2 separate regions of the Homo sapiens genome follow, and region 1 is linked to region 2. Evidence: read pairs that join two places in POLR2A ChIA-PET (ENCODE). Cell type or tissue: PC-9. All regions are shown on one strand. Each heading gives the region's core, and the rest is flanking DNA. Links, peaks and the distances in the headings are about the cores only.

Region 1 (7,752 bases), core at 2,060-6,059, 170 kb before region 2:
GAAACTGCTTGAGTCTGGATTTTATATATCATCCATTAGTTTTAAGCAGATTAAAATTTCAGTTAATCTCATTCAACTTCTCATTAGTTTGGCCATGTACTCTGGTTACTTTAATTTCTACTATAACCAGAAAACCATTTTGTTTAAATTGTATATTAATATGTTTTTATGTATTTCTAAGGACAAATATACTGTAATATTTAGCACCTTTTATGTGCACTGGTTTATTATTCTGAATATTCATTATCATTGTATATACTATGGATGTTGAAGAAGCAAATAGAATGGACTGAATTCATATTAATCTTGAAGAGAGAAGTTATGTTTCATCTTATTTCCTTAATATTTGACTTTTCCAAAAAGAAAATATTGGAAAATTCCATGTAAGTCTTACTGTTATTATAAATGCATTTCTATTTGAAATTTGATATTCTTTTGTGAAGCACCATTTTCAGTGACAGGTATTCTTGAGATTTATGAAAATAAGTTAAAGTACACGACAATGAAATACAGAATCCCAAATATAGATGTTGGCATGCACTGCCTCACAAACCGTGTTTGGAATGAATTTGTATTCTCATTCTTAATTAAATTCACACTTAACACATAAAACGTTTTTATGGTCAACTTGTGCCATAGATAAATTGAATCGTTTTCTGTGATTTTTAAGGAGTAGAATTCATTTTGAATTGCAGAGGTCTAGGCAGGTAACTGGTAGGCATGTTTTGATGGTATTTATCCAGTAGTGTCTCTATTTCTCTTAAAACTTAATGTATTAGCCAGGTGTAGTGGCACATACCTGTAGTCCCAGCTACTCAAGAGGCTGAGGCTAGATCACTTGAGCCCAGGAGTTTGAGGTTACAGTGAACTATGATTGAAACCTAACATAGACTCTAACTTAATTGATGTCGTTTTTTACTAAGAGGTTTATTTTGGATTCAAAGCTCTTAAATATCAATTATTTTAAAAGAACATTCTTTGATATGCTATACAAATACTATAAAATTAAAAGATATATAAATCACCCTCAACAGGCCCTTTCTCCTTTGGGGACTCAGTGAATGGCAGGTATTATTTTATTATACATACAAAGAAGTAGCACTGTGGAATTTATATTGAATGTTGAACCTTGTGATATGTACATATTGACCCCTCAGAAGGGCTTAATATTAGGACTCTGCTTGGATTCCTGGTTAAGTTTTAATACTTCTTTTTTATAGAATCCCAAAACAAAAGAGCAGATTGAAAACCTGTTACGGAATGGGATGAACAAGGAGCTGCGAGATCGTCTTTGTTGCCGAATGACTTTTGGGACTGCAGGACTTCGTTCTGCCATGGGGGCAGGGTTTTGCTATATTAATGACCTTACAGTAATACAGTCAACACAGGTAAGTATTATAAAGTATTAAGAGTGTACTTTTGACTGGACATGGTGGCTCATGCCTGTAATCCCAGCAGTTTGGGAGGCTGAGGCGGGCAGATCACGAGGTCCAGAGATCGAGATCATCCTGGCCAACATGGTGAAACCCCGTCTCTACTAAAAATACAAAAATTAGGTGGGCATGATGGCGTGTGCCTGTAGTCCCAGCTACCCGGGAGGCTGAGGCAGGAGAATCGCTTGAACCTGGGAGTCGGAGGTTGCAGTGAGCCGAGATCGCGCCACTGCATTCCAGCCTGGCAACAGAGCGAGACTCTGTCTCAAAAAAAAAGTGTACTTTTTCTCAGTCTGGTTTTTTTTTTTTTTTTTTTTGGCTTTATAAATTAGGTAGTGCCATTCTAAACGCACACACACACAAAACTTTATTTCCCAGAAGTTACTGTTATGTAAGTAAAAACTGTAGACTCAATTCTGACCTTTAGTCTTGCTCAAGATTTTAGAAGTCATTTATGTATCTTCATGGTCACAGACTGACTTTCTGATTAAGCGTTATTTTGGTTGCCATTGTCAACTTCTTAACAATGTTGCTTTGCATTTGAAACCAAGAAATGTATATTAGCATATCCAATTAATACAAAGAAACAAACTTAGATAGAAGAAAATAATTACTCATTTTGGCATATGGCCATTTATAAAGGTTAACCAGAGTATTTGGAAAATTTAGTTGAAAATATTTTCCTCTATCACATATCCTTTATGTGGTTTTCTATATCCACATGAGAGTTAATATTAGTTGTGTAATATGATATAATTTGTGTTACTTCTCTCCATTGTTATGCAGCTCACTCTAGAAACAAATTGCTTCTCTTTGCAGTGAATCATCCTGTTTCAAATAACTATACTTTTGAGGCCAATAATGTATTTAGCTTATACTAAAAATAGTTCTGGGCTAGAGAATTGTTCAGTAGACATAATTCTAATTGATACTCCCAAACAGTAAATCATCTTTAACCTTATTCTGAGAGAATTCTCTAAAGCCAAGGCCTAATGCAGGGGTAGGAGAGAAGGAATGACAGGATGGTTACATAGGTAGAATACCTGCCCTCCTTCCTCACCCACACCTCCCCCTATTCCTCAACCAGAGATGCTTTAGTTCATTCTTTTCTTATACATTTAGTCTCTTCATATGCTTTGATTCGAAGTAAAGATTTCTTGACTTTACAAAAAGGGGTGGGGGAGGTGTTTGAAAAGCAATTTCTACAGAAGTGCACATTTTCACTGGATTTGGGATTCCATGGTGTGAAGTGGAAAAGCTGGATGGAATCTGATTCTTAAGCCCTAGCCCTTTTCACTCTATTAGGTTGGTGCAAAAGTAATTGAGGTTTTGGTCATTTTTTTTAATGGCAAAAACTACAATTACTTTTCCACCAACCTAATGCATATAGAGAAATAAGATGCATTCTGATAGCAGAGATTAATATGAGGGTCTATGAGGTTTTAGGATAGTATCACCATGAGAAATAAGTTGTTGAATCCAGCTGATATACTAAGCATGCACTCACTCATAGCTTATAGGTTGGGGAAATTAATTGTACTTGAGAGACTCAGGCACCAGAAGTCACTGGGACTTTGTTTGGTGCTACCACATACTTATTTAGCAGTGCCTGCCATATAATAGGTCTTCAATAAATCAGTATAACTTAGTTTTAGTTGAATGAATGGCCTTAGGCATGACATTACATGGAGCTTTAATCTTATTGTCTCCTATTCTTAAAAGAAATATTGAAAGAGACCAAATTAGAAATGGTGTCTGCGTTTCTTTCTTTTCAGGGTGTTAGGATTACATGTCCCATCTTTTATGTAGAACTAATTTTAAAGGACTGTAATAATATAAAATGTTAAAATGTTATTTTTAGATATTAAAGTATTTATTAAAGTTAAATAATTCATGAGATAGTTAAATGGTTTTAGTTTGTCATTGTGATGTTTTCAATATGAAATACTTTTTCATTATTTTGTCATCCATGACTGCAAATTTTCCTAGTCTATGGTGTTATTTTTCTGTGAGATTTTAAAACCAAAGAATTACAAATGGGATCATCCATCATAAGAAATGTTCTAGTGAAGAACTGTGTTGCTGATTAAAAATGTTTACATCATAAATAGGTCAAATCTTTTGGTTAACTTCAATCATATGATCTAGCAAGGACTTAAGACAATTAAAATTCTGTTTTCTAGAGCCTTCAGACAAGAAACAATTTTATGTTGGCTCTTCTAATCTTTTTTTTTTTTTTAGCTTATTGACGCTCATGTTTCTTCTGCTTTTCCTAATGTTTTACTTATTGTATTGGATTTAGTGGTTTAGTAGTGGTTACTAAATCGGTATTTCCATGGTATTAAATGTGTCTGAAACTCCAGGACATGTTTGTCATCTTACATTTCTGGATTGAACAGTATTGCTCCCACACTGGTAAACATGGGCATAAAGGCAGAAGCCACTTCCCTAGCAGCCAGTCAGCTGCACAGCAAACATAAAAATAAGAGATTCTGAGTCATATGAAATGCAAGCATCCATTAGAACTAATCTTTTGTGTTTATTTGCTTCAGGGGATGTACAAATACCTTGAGAGATGTTTCTCAGACTTCAAGCAGAGAGGCTTTGTGGTTGGGTATGACACTCGGGGTCAAGTAACTAGCAGCTGCAGCAGCCAGAGGTACAAAGTTAATTGTTTCAAAGATTAAGTTGAAATAGAATAAAACATATTTAAAACATTTTTTTGTCTAGTAGTAGGATTTCTGAAACAGTAGACTGTCAGATAGAAATGTGATCACATGCTAATATTTACTTTAAAGCTGAAATAGAAGAAAAAGTATCTCAAAGAAAAGCTTTAGATTTTACAGAAAGAAGTAAAAATTTAAAATATTTAGAGTTCATATTTAGAATGACATCATAGCTTATAACTTTAATATTTTGGCAAAGGCACCGGGTAGTAGTAATTATGTAGCTTATATTCTCATTATATGCCTATTAGATTAGTTTTAGGGTGTTTTTATAAATAGATAATCATGTAGTGATATCTTTCTTCAGGGGTAATAATGCATATTGAGTTTATCAAAGTCTCTTATATCACTTTTTCCATTCTTTTTGCCTTTTGCAGATTTTATTTCTTAGTAAAAGAGCCATCAAAAGATGAATGAGGGAAAAAGAGGAAATTGAAATATCAATTATGTTAGTTGTTAAACTCTTCTTTTAAAAAAACTTATTTATTTAAAATTTTCCAATTAGGGCATGAAGTTTAAATAATCAGTGATTATAAGAAAGGGCTATATTAGGATACTATTTATTCAGACTAATTATAATATGAAACATTTATGTGGAAGGTTGGTTTTTAAAAAGTATGGTAGGCAAAGGACTAAGTTAAATCTCTCTTTTTTTAGGCTTGCTAAACTCACTGCTGCAGTCTTGCTGGCCAAAGATGTTCCTGTGTACCTTTTTTCAAGATATGTTCCTACACCTTTTGTAGTAAGTGTGTTGTGTTGGTGATCATATAGCTTGCTGCTCTTGAAAACATTTCTTAAATCAACTAGGATTCAAATATTTTTTGTGCATGTAGTTCTGTATTGAGTAATATAAGGGACCAATGGAAGGAAAACAAATTTTGCTTTGAGTTTATTTTCATTCAACAGACATTTGTTAAACTTAGCTAAGAACTTGATCTATAAAAGTTGACAAGTCTACAGTTATAGTGAAATATGTTAACATCTTCTTTCAGAAATTGATTCATTGGGCAGACAAAAATGATGAAGGATAGATTTGAACACATTGTTAACAGGCTTGATCTGGGTGTGTGTGTGTGTATGTGTGTAAAAATTCTCTATTGAGTGACAATAGGATTTACATTATTATTAAGCAGAATCACAGTCTCAGCAAATGCCAAAGAACTGCTTATCAAGCCATATACCTGGATCCCATGCAATAAAATCAGAAATAAAAAAGCCCATAAATCTTCCCCTGTTTGGAATTTTTAAAACACATTCATAAACTATTCATGGATTAAGGAAGATAACATAATGCAGATTAGCAATGACAGACAGTCCTTGCTTTGCACGGAGCGTGGGGGCTATAAAGACAGCTGTACAAGCCAAAACCATGCCAAATGATCTTAATCATAAATGAGAAAAATTATGACTGTTCCATGACCTTTAACATTTTTTTTTGCCAAAACATTAAAAACACTCTTACTCTTGGTTAAAAATGTATAGGGAAAAGAAAAAACAATGATAAAATGAATGTTTATTTAGTACATTGTAATTTAAAACGTTAAGAAACATTGATAACTAAAGTACTTTATTTCTTTGTAAAAAGAACTTATCAGGAGGCCAGGGGCAATGTCTCATGCCTGTAATCCCAGCACTTTGGGAGGCCAAGGTGTGTGGATCACCTGAGGTCAGGAGTTTGAGACCAGCCTGACCAACACAACGAAACCCCATCTCTACTAAAAATACAAAAATTAGCCAGGTGTGGTGGTGCACGCCTGTAATCCCAGCTACTCAGGAGGCTGGGGCACGAGAGTTGCTTGAACCTGAGAGGCAGAGATTGCAGTGAGCTGAGATTGTGCCGCTGAACTCCAGCCTGGACAGCAGAGCAAGACTCCATGTCAATAAATAAATAAATTAATAAAACTTATCAGGAGATAAACAGAGCTTGCTTCTTGTGGTTATAATTTATTTATATTACAAGCAAGCATCTTTTCTGTGCCTTGGCAAATTGTTAATATACCTTTCTGAGTTTGGATTCACTTCCAGCATCTTATCCTTTGTTAATTTCAATGTCGTGAAATATCTCTGGGAGTTCCTTTAATATGAAGGTTTTTTTTGTTGGTGTCACTTCCTCTGGGACATCTTCATCCTTCTCATTACAGCCTCGTTCCTCGTTTAATCCATGTGTTCCCCTTCACTACACTTCCCTGGTAGTATGTCTAAAGTCTCTTGAATGGCAGCAGTGTCAGCATTCCCACTTATTTTTTCTATAACTCCATTTATGTTTAATTCAAATTTCTCTCTATTATTACTCCTTTTTGTTTCTTTGCTGCACTTTCACCTTTGTTGGCCAATTCCCACTTTCCATTATCCATTTTTGTACACTGTCATGTGGGTCTATTATTGGGAGAAAAGGAGGCAATAGAGCCACATGTTTTGCAGTTTGTGTGAGCGCTAAGTAACAGATGCTCAGTGACCAATCACTGACACCCTTTTGAAGAGTGATATGATTGATCACTCATCATGATGTGGCTGTGTTATAAATGTAGGGATGTGTGGACTGAAGAGTTAGAAGCCAAGTGTGTACTTGATGCAGTTATGGCTAATATTACCGTGGTAACTGAAATTTGAACGTGTTGTTGGGAGACTGGAGCTATTTTAACAAAAGCATAGTATCAGTAATTTTGTGTATAGGAACTGAGCAAAGCAAGGACTGCCTGTAGGTATTTAAAAGTGAGCAATAATGAAAATAATACATAGCAAAAATTATGGGATATAACTAAAGCCCTACTTAGAGGGAAATGTATAGCCTTAATGAATATATAAGGAAAAAAAAGATTTTAAAATAATAAGTTGGCTTTCACTTAACATGTTTGTGCTAAAACAGAAGAAATCCAAAAAAGTAAAAGGAAGGAAATCTTATAATAAAGGTATGAGGAAAAATCAAGTAAATAGAAAATAAAGAGGGTATCAACAAAAGCAATATCATACTATAATGCTTTTCCTGTTATTTAATCAAAATTATTCTCATGTCAAATGTGTAAATAGCTAGGAAGCAAAATGGAATTATGGTGTTATTTATTTTTCAGCCATATGCAGTTCAGAAGCTCAAAGCAGTTGCAGGTGTGATGATTACTGCCTCTCACAACCGCAAGGAAGACAATGGATACAAGGTAAACCTTGGACTCCTGACCTTTGCTTATCTTATAGTTCATCTTTTTTATTCAAATAATATGTGTTGAGTATGTTTTCTATACTGGAGAGCAGAGCTAGACATTGGGAACAGAAAGTTAAAAACACTGAGGCTGGTCCTCAAAGAATGTGTATCCCTAATGGTATTTATTACTTCTCAATGTGTACAATTACAAAAATGTCTTCTTTAGTTCTTTTATTCCTAATTGTCCTTGATTTCTCTATCCCTTCCTAAATCCATCCTCTCTACCGTTTCATAAAGTCACATTGCAGCAAGTACTTGAAAAATGAATCGGAGTTTTCAACAACAGAACCAGAGGAATGGTACCTTATCCTCACTCTCCTCTCTCTCTGACTTTCTGCCGGAGCTGCTTCTTGGCCACAGGATTCCACTTGATGGGTCAGCCTCTGTGACAGAAAGC
Region 2 (7,752 bases), core at 1,434-5,433:
CCACAGAGATTTTCTAGCACACCCCTAACACCTTCTTTTAAACACATAATTGGGCCAGGCACGGTGGCTCATGCCTATAATCCCAGCACTTTGGGAGACCGAGGTGGGCAGATCAGCTGAGGTCAGGAGTTCGAGACCAGCCTGCTCAACACTGCAAAACCCTGTCTCTACTAAAAATACAAAAATTAGCCAGGCATGGTGGCACGCACCTGTAGTCCCAGCTACTCGGGAAGGCTGAAGCAGGAGAATCGCTTGAACCCAGAAGGCGGAGGTTGCAGTGAGTCAAAATCGTGCCACTGCCCTCCAGCCTGGGTGACAGAGCGAGACTTCGTCCACACACACACACACACACACACACACACACACACACACACACAAAACACATGACTGTTTATAAACTAGAAGACTTCAATTAATTTTGTAACTAGTATTATTAGACATTACATAAGTGGCAAGAATCTTACATTATTTTTGTATTTTAGTCAGAACAGAATATTGTGAATTTTAGGGATATAGTTTAGATTGATTTTAAAAAATAGCTTTAGTTTCTTATTTTATGCCTAGATACTTTATAGTCATTATAGTTTGTGTAGGCCTTTTTTAATTATAATTTTTAGATTAATTACTAACTTCCCCCCCTCAAGGGGTCGTAATGAAAGAATTTTAAAGTAGTGAAAGAACTTTCAAAAGCATAACAAGTTTAAGTTACTGATATGGTTTGGCTATGTCCTTACCCAAATCTCATCTTGAATTGTAGCTCCCATAATTCCATGTGTTGTGGGGGGACCTGGTTGGAGATAATTGAATCATGGGGGCAGTTTCCCCTATACTGTTCTCATGGTAGTGAATGAGTCTCAGGAGATCTGATGGCTTTATAAGGGGAAACCCCTTTCACTTGGGTCTCAATTCTCTCTTGTCTGCCACCATGTAAGACATGCCTATTTCCTTCCACCATGATTGTGATGCCTCCCCAGCCATGTGGAACTGTGAATCCATTAAACCTCTTTTTCTTTATAAATTACCCAGTCTTGGATATGTCTTTATCAGTAGCGTAAAACAGACTAATATAGTTACATTTTAAAAGGAAGAATTTATTGTTGGTTGTGGTGGTGTACCCCTGTAGTCCCAGCTACTTGGGAGACTGAGACAGGATGATCACTTGAGCCCTGGAGTTCAAGGCTGTAGTGCACTATTATCACACTCGTGAATAGCCACTGTACTCTAACCTGGACAAAACCGTGAGACCCTGTCTCTCCCAAAAAAAAGGATTAATTCATTCAAAAAATATTTACTAAGAACCTATTACGTGTATAAGGCTGGAACTGACATAGGATAATGGGGGATGCTGGGACAATTATAAAACTAGAGAGACAATGCATCTGCTGTCAAGAAGTTAGTATTAAGTACATAAATATCTAACAAAATGTACAAAGAGTTAAATACCCTAAGAAGTACAGCTGAAGTGCAGTGAATGTTCAAAGGAGGAAAGAAAGATTACTTCCAGCTTGGAGAAGAAAGACAGGCTTAAAAAAACACACACAGACACACTTAAGCTAGGCATTGAAGGACAGAAAGAATTTGCGCTGATAGAAATAGGGATGGAGAGAGGGATAAGACATTTCAGGCAGATAAGGACCCAGCCTGCTGCCTGTCATAGGGAACACTGAAAACAAACAACAACAAAATAGCTAACTGGAATGAGGTGGGAATAGTACAGTATTTTTGAAAAGCTAAAAGAAGCTGACACAATTAGATAGTGGAGAAAGAATGTTAGCTTAATAAAATGGGGAATATATGTTCTTTTTCCGGTTATTTGTATGTGTGTGATTTTTTGGAGTGGCCCAACAGTCATGGATGATATCCTAGAAAATGAAGAGCCAGTCTATGGCCGTAACACCCTGAATGCACCCGATCTCATCTGATCTCGGAAGCTAAGCAGGGTCAGGCCTGGTTAGTACTTGGATGGGAGAAAATGAAGAGCCAGGCTGGACGTGGTGGCTGATGCCTGCAATCCCAGCACTTTGGAGGTCAAGGGGGGAGGATTGCTTGAGCTCAGGAGAACGAGGCCAGCCTGGGCAACACAACAAGACCTCGTCTCTACTAAAAACAAAAAAAAATTAGGTAGTGCACCTGTGGCTCTAGCTACTCAGGAGGCTGAGGCAGGAGGATCATTTGAGACCAGGAGATCAAGGATGCAGTGAGTTGTGAACACACCACTGCATTCCAGCCTGGGGGACAAGGCGAAACCCTGTCTCCAAAAATCAAACAAACAAGAAAAGAAAATGAAGAGTCGATAAAATGTAAAGATAAAAGTATTTCAGAAAGATCAATCTGGTTACAGGCACAAGATGGACTTGATTCTGGGAAAAAATATGTTGCAATAACCTGGCTAGAAAAGGATGGGATCAGTTAATAGGGTTGACAAAGAAAAAAGAGAAAAAAATGGGAGACTTAACTGGCAATGGAATTAAAAGCAAGAAAACATAGAATGACCTTTCAAAGGCAATGAACAAATCTTGGGAATGTTCAAGATATGAAAGATGATTGACAGCAGAATCAAAGTCAATTTTAAAGTTTTGAACAGAGAAATTAATAATTAAGTCCTACAGTTTATAAATAAAAATCTACTCTGGTAGGTAACTGTATAATTTTTTTACGTTAGAATACAATTTATTTCAAACCTAACAAAATAAATAAATAATTTCCTCCCCCCTCCTATTGCCAAAGGAAGAAGTTTGACAGAGAGGAGACAAAGTGGTGCTGTGAAAGACACAAAGAAAATATGGTATCTGCCTGAGTCACATGAATCAAATGTGTTTATGGATCTTTTGCTATTATCACAGACCATGTTCAGAATTTGATGAAAGCTATGAACCCTCAATCCAGAGGGTTCATGCATGCACATGTATTTTGCTATAATTCCACTGGTTTCAAGAAACCTATCTACGAATCCCAAATTAAGAACCCTTAGCCTATAATTTGACCTTAACAACCTATTTCCAGCAGAAAGAGAAAAGGAATTAGGAGATACTGCATTCTTATCAGTTCCTGAACCTGAATTCATTTTCCATTTGCTACCAACTAAAGGTTTATTTTCACAACCCAGTTCTGCCTTTATTAAACTATGGGACTTTGGGCAGTCACTTCAGTTCTGTAAGCCTGAGTTTCTTCATGTTAGGGGATTATAGTACCAATTTTATAGGCGTTATTATGAGGATCAAAGATGCCCTTTCATCTCTTGGTTACTCTCAAATTAGTCAGTTCTATTTATCATAAAACTAATCATTTTCTAAAATTATCTTATTCCCATATTTGTTATTATCCTCCAGTCACCCCAATTAATTCACCACTAATGTGAGATCCATTAGAGCAAGAAGGTTCTCCATTAGTTCACTGATGTATTCCCAGCCCAGAGCCTGATACACATCAATGACTAATATCTGTTGACAGTCTGAAGTGAATTAATGTGCATAAAGCACTTAGCTGGGTTTCTCAATAAATATTTATTACTATTATTAAATAGCTTTGAGGCTAATAATCCTTACTTAATCCTTATAAACTTTCTAGTAAAAGCGAATGGGATACTACACCAATCAAGACTGTGGTACAGGTATAAGAACAGACATAGAGATCACCTAAATACAATCAAAAGTCCAGAAATAAACTAGTATTTATAGTCAATTTGTCAGAGGCATTTGAACCAGGCCACTCCATTTTGACTGAGGGCTAGGAAAATGAGGCTGGGACTTGCCGGGCTGCATTCTCAGAAAGTTAGGCATTCCTAGCCTCTAGGTGTTTATGGTTAAGGGAACAAATTAATAATGTTTACTAAACAGACCCACACTTGGGAGCTTCCAGCTATCCTGATATCTGGAGAACAAAGGCATTCCTAATTTTGCTTTAAAGTTTATAATATCCATTCTTGCAAAAATAGTTAATTAAGAAATTAATCCTTTATCACAAACCCTTGTAGCAGAACACATCTCCCCATATATACAAGCATTATACTTAGAGTGGATATGTTCCTCCTCTTACTTTCGGGAACGTCCTACTCTGTCTATGGAGTAGCTGTTCTTTCACTTTACTTTCTTAGTAAACTTGCTTTTACTTTGCACTGTGGACTCGCCCTGAATTCTTTCTTGAGTGAGATCCAAGAACCCTCTCTTCAGGTCTGGATTGGGACCCCTTTCCTGTAACAAACTGATTTTCAACAAAGGGGCCAAGATAAATTCAATGGGGGATATGATATTGGGACAACTGGATATCCACATGCAAAAGTACAAATCCAGACCCCTTCCTCACACCATATACATAATTAACTCAAAGTGTATCATAAACCTAAATACAAGAGCTAAAACTATAAAACTCTGAGAAGTAAAAAACGAGTAAAACTCTGTGATCTTAGGTTAGGCAACAATTTCTTAGATACAACACCCAAAGCAGAAGTGATAAAAAAGACACAGGACTTGAACTTCATTAAAATAAAATCCTTTTCATTAAACTATATGCCATTTTCATACTATGGCTACATACAGAGAGAAATAAGCATAGTTTCATGGATAAGAACATGGGCTCTGAAGTCAGATTCTTTTAGTCTAAATTTCATTTCCAATAATTACAAGCTATGTGACTGTTGGCAAATTAATCTGTCTCAATTTCTTCAACTGTAAGCTTTGCAAAGTGATTATTAGTAAGTACTTCCTGTTAGTCATTATAGAAACACTGTTTATAGTTGAGCCACATGGTATACCAATTGTACTTCTTGTACAACTTTTTGCTTTTTTCCAGAATAATTGTCTTTTTAATTTTGTTTGCTTAGTTTTCTATTAAAGTGTCACTAACTGTTTCCCAAAACTTTTTGATAGGCAAAAGACATTAATATGCTTTTCCCTAAGGAGGAAACACAAACAGCCCATAAAGATATGAAAAGGTTTCCAATTTAAGATACATAAAATTTAAATTACAGTGAAGTATCATATTTCACATCCATCATGTTGACAAAATATAGGAAGCCAGACATTAACAGGTATTAACAAGGAAACAGGGAAGATTATTTGGAAAACTGTAAGGCATCACCTAATAAAATTAGACAGGTGTCCTTCAACCTGGTAATTTTACTTTACAGAGAACCTCCTGCACATAGGCATCAAAACACACATATAAGAATGTTTGTAGACACATGTCTATAAAAGCAAAGAATAAGAAGCAAGCTAAATATGCATCACCAATAGAATATACAAACTGTGATGTATCTGGGTAATAGAATATAGCATAGCAGTGAAAATAAATTTAAAAGTACATGAATCTGAAAAATACTTAGAGAAAGAAATAAGCACAGAAGACTGAATCCTGTATAATTCCATTAATAATAGTGTTCAAAAACAGGCAAAGCTAAATAATGTATTTTTAATGTATACATGCACAAGTGGTAAAACAATAAAGAAAAGCCAGGCACTGATTATCATGCAATTCAATACCAGTGTGGGAAACAGAGATGCTCTCGAGGAGAGACAAACAGGTTTCTAAGGTGCTGATAATGTTTTATTTCTTAAGCTAGGTGACGGACACATGAGAATTTATTATTCTTTGAACTGTACATATATACTTTACTTTTCTGTATGAGTATTTCACAATTTTAAACAAATAAAGCCTTTGAATTCTGTAAAACTTCTCTTAATATTTGGTCATTCACATTAAATAATCTACCAGGTCTATTTTTCACTCAAATTTCCATTTCTGGCATCCTCCATTCATCTGCTCCAAATAGGACTGCCTGCTGTCTGATATAATGAACTGCTAACAATTTAGTATCATCTCAGGAATTCTTCTTGCCTTTCACCTGTGTTGAATCCCTTATCCCATATCCCATATTTTTCTTGTTGTAGTCTCTTATTTTGATGAAACACATCCTCCATCAGCTTCATGAGAAAGGGACATTAATTTTGAAACTTTGCATGTTGAAAATAGCGTTCCCCATTTTCACACAATGACTGACAGTCTGCCTGAGTATAGACATCTTATATTAGGGACTGCTTCTGTCTATGGTAATTAATAGATCCAACTTGAGAAATATTGGCTAAAATTATATGTAAGTATTTGTGTGAAAAATATTATATAAATAGATGTTATATTTATACAATCATAGTGTATAATTATTAAATAATTATATATAATGATCTTATATATTGTAATTATATAGTCATTCGTTCTTCTTAAACGCATAGATGAGCTGGCAAGAAAGTAAGGAACAGGGAAGACCCAGGTCAAAAGTTAAGTAAGGTGGGAATCCAGAGAGGCACTTAGACCATTAAATCTGGCTTTTACCTTGATGGCATTTGCCAACTGTCTGAACTTGAAGTTTTGCGATGCACACAGAACAGGACACAAAGCCCGAGGTGGGAAGTCTTGCTGCGGAGCCCAGTAGGAAACCTTTCTCCATCAAGCTGGGATCCCAAAGAATCATAAGCTCAGTGAAAGGCTGAAACAGAATTAACTTTCTGCTTCTTACCACAATCTCAGGATTAAATTAAAAAATAAAAAATAAAATAAAAAAAGGCCTGTCTTAAAACTTAGCATTGAGAAGGGAGAAGCAAGAAAAAACAAAGACAGCTCTCAAACTGATATGGAGCTAAATACATATCATTTACATATCCCAAGAAGTTTCAAGATGAGAATGTAAAGTGGATCCAACTGGTAGTGCCCTCAGGACCCCCAAGAGAAACAAAGGCAAATCCTCTTTGAAGAATCAATCTTCATTCTAGGACTAAGAACTTTAAGAAAGTTCCAAGGCAAATGACCATCTCACAATCAAAAAGCATAAAATACGTGAGGAAACAGACCTGTAAAGAGTTCACATAAAGAAATTATCAAATACAATATAAAATAACTGCTTAACACATTTAAATGAACAGAAACTTGAAACAAGCTCCTAGAATGAAAAGAATTAAAATTAAAAAACAAATAGTCAAGTTTAACATATTAGACACAGCTAAGGAGAAGCGTAAACTAGTAGTGAATTTGTTCAGATACATCTAGATACATTTAGAATCCAAAATACAAATAGAAGATGGAAAATACAAAAGTTAAGAAATATGAAGGGAAGAGTAAATAAGTCTTAAATATGTCAAACTGAAGTTCTGAAAGGAAATAAAGACAGTGAAATAAAAGCAGTATTTGAAGAGGCCGTACAGGTTGAGTATCCCTCATCCAAAATGCTTGGGACCAGAAGGGTTTCAAATTTCAGTTTATTGTTTCCTTTTTAATTTTGGATTATCTGCATATACACAATGAGATATCCTGGAGATGGGACCTAAGTCTAAACACACAATTCATTTATGTTTAATAAAGACCTTATACACATGGCCTGGAGGTAATTTTAAACAATGTTTTTAATAATTTTGTGCACAAAACAAAGTTTGTGTAAACTGAACCATCAGAAAGCAACGGTGTCACTATCTTAGCCACCCATGTGGAAAATCTATGGTTGTTTGGCATCACCATCATTCCTGATTGAACTTACACGTTACTAATAATCATTTTTATTACACTTATTCACACATAAGTACTTAACAGTAAAAGATACAACATACCATTAATACAGTGAAAAAACATAATGTACTCAGGGTAACCAACCAGCACAGTAACATCACAGAACACCTCTACCAGTTATTAAATAAAAGCAACAACCAACAATGGCAGGCTTTCAGTCTCCCACCTACAATGTTGTGTTTGATTAAAAAGTTACTGAACACG

What was found. Peaks named below come from ENCODE experiments on the same cell type or tissue, not always from the same donor. Only the 100,000 strongest peaks of a DNase experiment are listed, where the experiment ranks them.
Region 1: POLR2A ChIA-PET joins it to region 2 with 5 read pairs; 4 of 35 experiments call an interaction of 5 or more read pairs at or near these places.

What each region holds. Positions count from the first base shown.
Region 1 is chr11:74,368,051-74,375,802 of GRCh38, reverse strand. It overlaps PGM2L1 (phosphoglucomutase 2 like 1), which reads left to right. Exons shown (of 14, transcript NM_173582.6): 2 at 1,221-1,388; 3 at 3,986-4,092; 4 at 4,817-4,901; 5 at 7,228-7,311. It overlaps LOC112268078 (a long non-coding RNA gene), which reads right to left. Exons shown (of 3, transcript XR_002957258.2): 3 at 7,072-7,738. Among named protein-coding and RNA genes, the nearest start is that of PGM2L1, 27 kb to the left of the region's middle. In PC-9, for the core only: no CTCF peak of the experiment used is centred there; a DNase peak (open chromatin) is centred at 3,942; H3K27ac peaks cover 1,133 bases.
Region 2 is chr11:74,192,983-74,200,734 of GRCh38, reverse strand. The region is part of intron 1 of PPME1 (protein phosphatase methylesterase 1); the gene reads right to left. It also overlaps the pseudogene RNA5SP343. Among named protein-coding and RNA genes, the nearest start is that of PPME1, 26 kb to the right of the region's middle. In PC-9, for the core only: no CTCF peak of the experiment used is centred there; no DNase peak of the experiment used is centred there; H3K27ac peaks cover 967 bases.